Linked DNA regions of Homo sapiens: region 2 is linked to region 1. Evidence: read pairs that join two places in POLR2A ChIA-PET (ENCODE). Cell type or tissue: K562. All regions are shown on one strand. Each heading gives the region's core, and the rest is flanking DNA. Links, peaks and the distances in the headings are about the cores only. Region 1 has its middle 5.1 kb from the start of DBT. Region 2 overlaps CDC14A (cell division cycle 14A).

Evidence for each region. ChIA-PET counts read pairs that join two places held together with the same protein. Peaks named below come from ENCODE experiments on the same cell type or tissue, not always from the same donor. Only the 100,000 strongest peaks of a DNase experiment are listed, where the experiment ranks them.
Region 2: POLR2A ChIA-PET joins it to region 1 with 5 read pairs; 26 of 35 experiments call an interaction of 5 or more read pairs at or near these places.

What each region holds. Positions count from the first base shown.
Region 1 is chr1:100,252,210-100,257,596 of GRCh38, reverse strand. No RefSeq gene overlaps it. Among named protein-coding and RNA genes, the nearest start is that of DBT, 5.1 kb to the right of the region's middle. In K562, for the core only: no CTCF peak of the experiment used is centred there; no DNase peak of the experiment used is centred there.
Region 2 is chr1:100,360,964-100,366,350 of GRCh38, reverse strand. The region is part of intron 2 of CDC14A (cell division cycle 14A); the gene reads right to left. Among named protein-coding and RNA genes, the nearest start is that of CDC14A, 11 kb to the right of the region's middle. In K562, for the core only: no CTCF peak of the experiment used is centred there; a DNase peak (open chromatin) is centred at 3,280; H3K4me3 peaks cover 2,741 bases.

The sequences.
Region 1 (5,387 bases), core at 333-5,332:
ACCACCACCCTGTCTCAAAAAAAAAAAAGTTATAAACAAAAAGACACAAGCAAAGGATTTGAATAGGCATTTCTGCAAAGATATACAAATGGCCAATAAGCACATGAAAAGTTGCTCGGTGTCATTAATTATTAAGGGAATGCAAATCAAAACCACCATGAAATACTACTTCTCACCCACTAGGATGGCTGTACAAAAAGACAGGCAGTAACCACTGTTGGTAAGGATGTGAAGAAACCAGAAACTTCATACGCTGCGCTAGTACAAATGTAATGTTGTTGGAGCCCCTTTTGAAAATATTCTGGCAGTTCCTCAAAAAGTTAAACATAGTATTACCATGTAACCTATAAATAGCAATTCTACTCCTAGATATTCACAGAAGAGAAATGAAAACATGTCCACACTCAAGCTTGTACATGAATGTTCATGGCAGCATTATTCATGATCCAAAAAGTGGAAACAACACAAATGTCAAAATTAAATCAAGTTATAACTTTAAGAGTTCATTGTGCATACGAAACAGTTTGCAAACTGGAAAGACCTCAAATTGGAAAACAGCATGAAGTCTCAATTTAAAAAAATTATGTTTTTTAATTTATATAAATAGAAACAGGGTCTTGCTATGTGGCCCAGGCTAGTCTTGAACTCCTGGCCTCAAGTAATATTCTTGTTTTGGCCTCCAAAATTGCTGAGATTACAAGCATGAACCACCTAGCCCAGCCAGGTCTCATTTTATAGCAATTACAGCAGTTTATAGAGCATACAGGAAGCAACATTGTAACTTTTTTCATGACTGGCTGTCATTTTTTTAAAGACATGTTGAGCTATTTAAGCTGATTTATCAATAGCTGATTCGTTTAATTTCATGAAATCATATTGATAAAGACAAAAAGCTTACTTTTATGTTTTGTTTATCTTTAGGGTTAGGGGAAATCAGGATGGATTAAGTCTTAGTTACATTGCTATGGGCAGTTTGGCCTTGAGAAATCTAAACTGTGGCTCTATTTTTATTTATTTATTGAGACAGGGTCTCACTGTGTTACCCAGGCTGGAGTGCAGTGATGTGATCACGGCTCACTGCAACCTTGACCTCCTGGGGCTCACGCAATCCTCCCACCTCTGCCTCCCGAGTAGCTGGGACTACAGGCACATGCCACCATGCCTTGCTAATTTTTAAATTTTTGGTAGAGACAGGGTTTCGCCATGTTGCTCAGGCTGGTCTCCAACTCCTGGGATCAAGTGATTCTCCTGCCTCAGCCTCCCAAACTGCTGAGATTACAGGTGTGAGCCACCACACCTCGCCCATTTTTATTTTTATTTTAACAATGTCTATCAACTGATGTGTATATAAACAAAACGTAAAGTATATCCATACAATGAAGTATTGTTCAGCCATGAAAAAGAATGAAGTACTGATACCATACACGCTGTAATATAGATGAACCTTGAGAACATAAGTGAAAGAAGCTAACTGAAGAAGCCAGTCACAAGAGACCACATATTGTATCATTCCAGGTATATGAATGTCTATAATAGACAGATTTATGGAGATAGTTTAGATTAGTGGTTGTCAAGGGCTGTGGGGGTACATTCAGAATGCGGAGTGATTGCTAATGGGTGTGAGGGTTATTTTGGCAAGGGGTGATGTAAATGTTCTGGAATTAGTGGTAATAGTTGCAGAACTTTGAATATACCAAAAATCACTAAATTTTACACTTTAAAAGGGTGAATTTAACGTATGTGATTGCTATCTCAATTTTTAAAATTGCAAAAGACAAGACATGTGAAGGAAATATAGCAGACTACCTTTAGGACCTTTGGATTGTAAAGTATTTCTTTTTTCTTTTTTTATTTTTGGAGACAAGGTCTTGCTCTGTCACATAGGCTGGAGTGCAGTAGCGCAATCATGGCTCAGTGTAGCTTCAACCACCCAAGCTCAAGCGATCCTCCCACCTCAGCCTCCAGAGCAGCTGAGACTACAGTCATGTGCCACCACACCTAGCTAATTTTTGTACTTTTTGTAGAGATGGGGTCTTGCCATGCTGCCCAGGCTGGTCTTGAACTCCTGGGCTCAAGCAATCCCCCTGCTTCGGCCTCCCAGAGTGTTGGGATTACAGGCATCAGCTACTGCGCCAGGTGGGATGTACTTCTCAAGACACAAAAATCACTAATTATAAACAAAAGATAAATACTGTTGGCCTGTGAACGGTGGCTCAAGCCTGAAATTCCAGGATTTTGGGAGGCCAAGGTGAGAGGATCGCTTGAGCCCTCAAGTTTGAGACCAGCCTGGGCAACATGGTGAGACCGCGTCTCTACAAAACGATTAAAAAAAAAACTTAGCTGCATGTAGTGGTGTGCACCTGTAGTCTCAGCTACTAGGAAGGCAGAGGTGAGAGGACTGTTGGAGCCCACGAGTTCAAGGCTGCAGTGAGCTGTAATTGCGACTCTGCATTCCAGTCTAGGTGACAAAGTGAAGCCTTGCCTCAAAAAAAGAAAAGATTAATATGTTTTAACTACACTAAAATTAAGAACTCTGTGCATCAAAGGACTCCTTCAAAAAAGCAAGCAAAGACATGTCACAAACTGGAAGAAAGTATTAGCAACACATGTAAATTAAAAGGATTAGAAGAATCCAGAATATATAAGGAACTCCTAAAGTAATCAACTAGAAAAAGATACACTATAGAGGGAAAATGGGCAAAAAGCATGGATAGGCATTTTATTTTATTTTAAATTTTTTTTGTTTTTACATAAACAACACTTTTTTTGTTGATGTATTCATCAATAGACACGGGTTGTTTGCATATCTTAGCTATTGTGAATAATGCTACAGATATCTTTACAAGATATTGATTTCATTTCCCTTGGGTTTATGCTCACAGAGAAATTGCTGAATCATATGGTAGTTCTACTTTTAATTTCTTGAGGAACTTCTATTTTCACAAAAATAAAGTATATCCATACAACGAAGTATTGTTCAGCCATGAAACTGTACCAATTTACAAATATTGCCACCAACAGTTTACAAGGGTTTCATTTTCCCTATACCCTTGCCAACATTTGTTATTTGTCTTCTTGATAAGTCATCCAATATATTAATACTACATTTATATAGACTCTTTCATCATATAAAGTAGTATCAAGATACTAGAATTCCTTTGATCTTCAAAATATCCCTGAAGGTATATTGAAGATGGTAGGGAAGGTATTATCAATGTCAATCTCATCTTGTACACAAGAAAATTGAAACTTGCCCATGATAGGCAAAAAAGAGGCAGATCTATATATAATTCAAACTCTTAATGAATCACTACAAACTATCCATATTAAACAAAATATATATCTGTATTATATACAATACATACAACTCTATATTAACATAGTTGACTAAGCATATATTGGAACAGTTTCTAAATAAGTAATGATATTTAAATACTTAGGCTATTAAAAGTCCTCAAAATTCATAAATAGTTAAACTACAGTAGCTCTGGCAAGCATGTGTTGGTATATTTTGGGGTAATGGTCAATGCAGGGGCTGACTCTAGGCTACATTTATCTCCTGACCACTTAGAATTCAGAGCAGAATTCAGAAGGTCATCCTCAGATTTTTCTACACCAGTCAGGCACACCAAGGAGCCAAACAAGTAATTTAAGACCTTCATTAATTAGCATCTTGCATTTTGGTAAACGTCACTCTTTCTGAGAATTCCATTGAATAGAGCAGAGTGTCAATTTAACGAAGCCACAGTCATGTTCTATTTTTTTTTTCTTTTAGGCAGGGTCTTGCCCTGTTGTCTAGGCTGGAGTGCAGTGATGCAATCACAACTTACTGCAGCCTCGAGCTCCAGAGCTCAAGTGATCCTCTCGCCTCAGTCTGTAGGACTACAGGCACACGCCACTACCCCCAGCTAATTTTTTGTAGAGATGGGGTTTTGCCATGTTGCCCAAGCTGGTCACAAACTCCTGAGCTCACGCGATCCTCCCGCCTTGGCCTTCCAAAGTGCTGGGATTACAGAGCCGCCGTACCTGTCCCACAGTCATTTTCTTAAGGATAAATTGTTTCATCTTACTTTGTCCCACATTTATAGAAAGTAACATAGACAACCATCTTAGAAATATCAACAATTGAGCAAGCACTCTAAGAATGGCTAATAAACATGTAGAAACATGCTCAACTTTATTAATAATCAGGGAAATTCAAATTAAGATTATAACATCATTTTATAATTACTAAATTGGGGGAAAATTTTAAATCTGACAATATCAAATGAGAAACAATAAACATACAGCAGCTAGGCATGTAGTTTGTACAATCACATTGGAAAACAATCTCGTATTATCTAGAGTAAACTTGAAGATAAACATAACCCCTGTTTCAACAATTCAACTTTTAGGTATTTATCCTAAGCCTACTAATCAAAGTGTAGTTGGCTAACCAATAGCATTTGTATCACCTGGAGCTTGTTAGAAATGCAGAATGGCAGGTTTACCCACATTTACTGAATTAGAATCTGCTTGTTAACAAGATCCCCGGTTGCTATGAATGCTCATTAATGTCTGAGAAGCGCTGTGCTAAAGAAACCCTAGAACATGCACCAGGAGAAATGATCAAGAATGTTCATAACAGCACTGACGGTAATAGCAAATAACTAGAAATAGCACAAATATCCACTCAGTAGAGAATGGATAAATAAATCATGTCAGAAAAACTAGTTGCAGAAAGATACATACAGTTTAATACCATTTTTATGAGACTCAAAAACAAGCAAAAGTAAATAATATGTTACTAGGCATCCATCCATATATGTATATGTGGTCAATTCTAAAATAAACAAAGGAATGAAAAACACAATTCAAGATAACGCTTATGAAGGGGAGAGGTAAAGGAAGGAGCAGACAGTGATCTTCACTAACGGGAAAGATTCTATTTCTTTTTTTTTTAGTTTAAAATGTATTTTATTTTTAGACAACCTACATAATGTGTTTTTCCATAGGTTCTATTTCTTAAAGTTGAGTGATAGGTTCAAGGGTTTTTGTTATATTATCATGTGACATATGTATTTGTTTTGTATTGTTTTGAGATGGAATCTTGCTCTATTGCCCAGGCTGGAGTGCAATGGCACAATCTTGGCTCACCACAACCTTCGCCTCCCAGATTTAAGCAATTCTCCTGCCTCAGCCTCCCGAGTATCTGGGACTACAGGCGCATGCCACCATGCCTGGCTAATTTTTGTATTTTTAGTAGAGATGGGGTTTCACTATGTTGGCCAGGCTGGTCTCGAACTGCTGACCTCGTGATCTACCCGCCTTCGCCTCCCAATGTGCTGGGATTACAGGCATGAGCCACCACGTCCAGACTTATGTATTTGTTTTTATTCATATGTTCA
Region 2 (5,387 bases), core at 174-5,173, 110 kb before region 1:
AAAGATAAGCTACATTCCAAGAAGTACTCATTCATTCAACAAAATTTATGACTACCTATTCTGAGCAAGGCATTACTAGTTAGCATATTCATCACAGAGTACTTGCAATACAAAAAAAATTAACTGCTTTAAAAACAGGATGAATAAATTCTATAAGATCGTTATAAGGCATGCCAACCTTTCAATGTTTTACCAGCACTGCTGACGTTTTTTGTCTCTTCATTCACTTGCTCACTCAAATAGTTACTAAAAGCCTATTGGTCACCAGTCCCTACCCACAAGGAGCTCACTATCTACTGAGAAGACAGGTAAAGACATTATTACAATGTGATAAATGCTAAAATAGCAGTATCCTCCAAAACACAATGAGACCGTGTGTGTGTGTGTGTGTGTGTGTGTGTGTGTGTGTAAAATTTTGTTGAAATTGATCAGCAATGCCTCTGGGCCACACATTACCTAACAGTTTCCCTATCACTAGAATACTATCCGCACCCCTCCAGTCAGATGATAAAGTTTCTGTATGAGACGTGATTATTATGGCTGAACTCATAATGATCACATTTTAAAAAGGTCCTAACTGCATAACAAATACCAACCTCAGATGAGGGCACTAGTCTGAGTTTTTGCTCAAGCCCTTTAGCATAACCACCCACAGTCACACTGATGCCAACTTCTTGGGGAAGAGTTGCTGCACATCTAACAAGCTTCCCACACACACAGCAGTCTGATGCAGAACTAAAGATCACTGGGTGCCAAAAGGTTCCAGTCCCAATTTGGTCACTCAGTGTCCCTAATCTGGTGTCGTAGCCTCTCTGGGACTCCACGTCCTCATCTATCAAATGAAGCCACTGAATTAGATGGCTCCTAAAGTTCTTTCCAGCTCTTATGTAATATCATATATCACAGTTCTAGCCGCTATATAGACTCTACAGAGTCTATGACTCTAGTTATCCTTATTGGACAAACCCATTCAACTGTTCAAATGTTTCTCAAGGTCTACTTGCCCTATTTGATGTTCTCTGTTCTGTCTGTCCTCTCAGTGCATTGGGTCTGGGTACAGAAAACATTTCCCTCAGAGTGTCTCCTCTTTGAGGAAGGAAAAGAACACAACTTTTTCCATGAAATTCACTGTTTTCTGCACAGCCAGAAAGCAAACCCACAGACTACAAAGCAGCTACATGTATTAGGAAACTTATCATCTTTATTACTTACTTGTCTGCAAAAAGTCTGACATTTGTTGAGATCATAAAGGAAGGAGAGAACCCCAATATCAACTATCAATCCTGTCCCTTGATGCATTGTCTAGATTTCTAAGAAAGTTCAGGTTTACAACACCAGAGGGTGAGGAACCATTCTCCACTTATTACCTTCTTAACCCGAGGTAAATACTGGTCAGGTCAGGTGTCAGCTGCTGTTTCTGTAAAATAAGTGAGTGCTTTCACTTTGCCTTAAAGCCAAACAACAGACCAGATGGTATCAAGAAACCTTCCAGTATCAGGGTCTGTAATTCTAACATCCCTCGTTAGAGAAGGTCAGTTAATAAAAACTCCCTTAGAGACTCAGATTAACGAAAACAAAAGGAGACTTCTTCAGGAATGCACTGGGAAAATTAAAATTCACTCCCACAGAAATATTCTCAAGCAGTGTAAATTAACTCCATTATTCAATGGCTAGTACTGAAGGCAGGAGAGCTATACAGACAGTATATGCAAAGCTTTGTTAGAAAACAGAATGATGAGCGATTCCCCCATACATAAAAGGCTAACCCTCAGATTTCATAAAGTGGCTGAGGCTCTCAAAAGGAAAATAATTACTCTAAAATTTGTGGTGAGGATCACAGGGCCGGGGGCAACGGCTCCGCCTGTAATCCCAGCACTTTGGGAGGCCGAGGCGGGCGGATCACGAGGTCAAGAGATTGAGACCATCCTGGCCAACATGGTGAAACCCTGTCTCTATTAAAAAAAAAAATACAAAAATTAGCTGGGTGTGGTGGCATGCACCTGTAGTCCCAGCTACTTGGGAGTCTGAGGCAAGAGAATCGCTTGAACCTGGGAGGCAGAGGTTGCAGTGAGCCGACATCGGGCCACTGCACTCCAGCCTGGCAACAGAGCGAGACTCCATCTCAAAAATAAAAAATTAAAAAAAAAAAAGATGATCATCCATAATGATGAAGTCTGTGTATGACAGAAAAAAAGTAAATTGTGATCAATAAATTTTTTTTTTGTGACAGGGTCTTGATCTGCCACCTAGGCTGAGTGCTGTGGCATGCTCATGGTTCACTGAAGCCTCGACCTCCTAAGCTCAAGTGATCCTCCCACCTCAGCCTCCAGAGTAGCTAGGACTACAGCCATGTGGAACATGCCTGGCTAATTTTTGTATTTTTTGTAGAGACAGGGTTTCAGCATGTTGCTCGAGCAATCTGCCCACCTTGGCCTCCCAAAGCGTGGAATTAGAAGCGTGAGCCACTATGCCTGGCCAGTAAATTCTTTAAGAAGGCAGAAATGTATATTCATTTTAGAAAGGTTTCCGTAAATTATTCAAATTATAAAACTTTGATATTTCAGAATGTAATTTTCCAATTCTCTGTAGAAGCTGTCTCACTGAAATGCCACATATCCAGATACACAAAACTGAATAAATGCATTACTAAAGTACATCAATCATGGGGACCAAATTTGAAATAAACTACCTTTTCCAGTTCTCAAAAGAAAATTAAATTTTATAAAAAAAAAAAAAGAGAAGTCTAAACTGGCAAATTCTTCAATTTGTCACTAGGATGTGAAAATATTTAAGACCAAAAAATTAAATTAACAATAAAGGAAATATCTTATTCAAATTTATAGTTTACACAAATTATTTCTTATAAAGGAATTCACTGTCAACAACAAATAATTGTGATCATTTACCAGATGTTTTTGATATACGAGTTAAAAAGAAATTACTTAGGCAGGTACTGAGGGTTCGGGAGCCCTCGGTAAGGGTTTCCTTTTAATGAAAAGCAGCCCTAAAATCATTTTCTCTTTTAACAAACAGCAGCCTGTAAAAGAGAGCTGCACACGTAAACAAGCAAGCTGGAAACTTGCACAGGTGAATGTCGGCAGTTGTGCCAGTAGGAATACTACTACCTGGGACTAGGCATGTTCAAAATGGCAGCTCCATCTTCTCTTTTTGCCAGCCACATGTACAGTGAGGAGCAGACAAGACGGCACTGGCCGAGTGGAAAGTCCATTTGCATAATAAGATTAGGGTGGGGTGATCAGCCTTCCCCACCCACTACGTAAACGTCACACCTGGTTGAACCAATCTGCGGGCCCTATGTAAATCAGACACCGCTTCCTCAAGCCAGACTATAAAACCTGTTGCGGTCAGCTGCAGGCCCGCTTTTCCCTTTGGACTCCTCTGTCTCACAAGAGAGGGAGAGCTACTCTCTCCTCTGTCCTTTCTTCTGCCTATTAAAGTCTCTGCTCCTTAACCCACTCACGTGTACCTATTGTTAATCTTCGATGAGATGAAGAACCCCGGGTATTTACCCCAGGCAACAATGCTGCTTCATTTTCAAGTTGTCAAGAACTGGGGATGTTACATATTTTTAATAAATAGAGCAATATTTTTGATGACTCTCAATCCACATAAAATTCTTTGGTGCTCCTGGAAGTATTTCGTTGATTAAAACAAACCAATATATTTTTTAAGTAAATTGAAACTAAAGCTTTAAAAAGAATTATTCACAGCTCTACTTTGCTTCAGTAATGTGAATTGGAACAACTTAAAATGACAAGACATAGGAAACAACCAAAATGACCAAAGAGAGAAAAATGTTCAATACAGTATGGTATATCCTTTCCCCGAAATATTATTAATATAGAGACATTTATGGTGATTTTGAAAAATGGCATTGGTTTACAATGCTCATGTATGATTAAAAAAATCAGCATTTAAAACTGCATATACAAAATTATGCCAATTAAAAATTTATAGCACTGTAGGTTTGAATTTCTTCATTGTAGAAAAGCAATATTCTTTGAAAAATTAAAAAAAATATTTCTAAGACACAATGAATTTCACAATTCAGTATAAAAAATTCAGCTCAAATCACAAAGCCAGAAAGGAACTTGAGATCAGTTGTGCCACTTACCTCCCCACATTTTAAATATCCAGGACAGACACGGTCTATTTTCCGCTTAAAGATCACAAAAGACAAAGACTCCATTATAATGACCCCCTTTTTACTTCCTATCTCCAATCCTCAAAACAAAACAGAATAGCAAAAAGGCAGTTTCCTTCTGATTTACGTACCTCACCTACTTAAAGGTGTCCCTCTCTCCCAGTCACCCAAGCCAGAAACTTTGAATTCACCTTTGCTTCCTCCTCCCTACCCGCATCTGCTCAGTCCCAAATCCAGTCAACCAATTCTTTCCAGCCTCTCCCCATCTGGCCTTTCTTTCCCCACTGCTGCAACCCTAATCCAATTCTTCCATAGCCTAACTGACCCCACCTTCGAGCGATGGCAGCACTCGTCCTAAAGTAGAGCCCTGGTCACTCTCTGCCATTTACAAGCAAGCACAATTTACTGACATCCAAACAGTTTTCCACAATCCAGTCCCCAACTAAGTGACTGCTGCTGTGACCTGTGACTCCTCTCCATTCAAATATTATTACACCTCCTCTAACAGAATCTTGCTATTCCCAAACACCTCTTGTGCCTTTTCTCAGGACTCTGCCTGAAATCTTTTTCTTTCCTTTCTTCCTCATTCACTTACTCACTCATTCATTCATTCAACTAAAATTTCTTGAGCCCCATATCTATGCCAGGCACAGTGCTAGGTGTTGGGACATAATGGTGAGCAAAAACAGGTAGTACTGGTCCTCACAGAGATCATAAAATGTACTCTTTGCTATTATACACCCTTCAAAAACTAGCTCAGTGCTTATCACCCTGGGTAGCAATAATCTCTTCCTTTCTTGAACTCCTAACACATACATTTGCAGCTTTGGTCATGTATTATCCTGTACTGCATGTGTTTCTACTTCCTTCTTTACAAATACATATCTCCAAAGCATTAGTACAGTGTTCTGCATCAAAATCTATCCCATCTAAATACTAAGTTTCTTGTATAGCAATTTTCAACCACTTATGAAAGTTTTAAGTTATGCTTTTCACTTCCCATAAAAATGTGTCAAGAGTTTTGTGAGGCTTGTGTTTTAGTTTTTAGTTTTTTTGTTTTTTGTTTTTTGTTGTTTTTTTTTTTTTAAGCACAAAGGGGTATTGAGCTGTGGCTAAGTAAAAGTCATTTACTTCTGGCTTGGGAATGTGTTTATGAACTTACAAATGAGAACATCTGATGTCTTAGGAATCTACTTCAAACAAAATAATGAAGCCGCCCTGT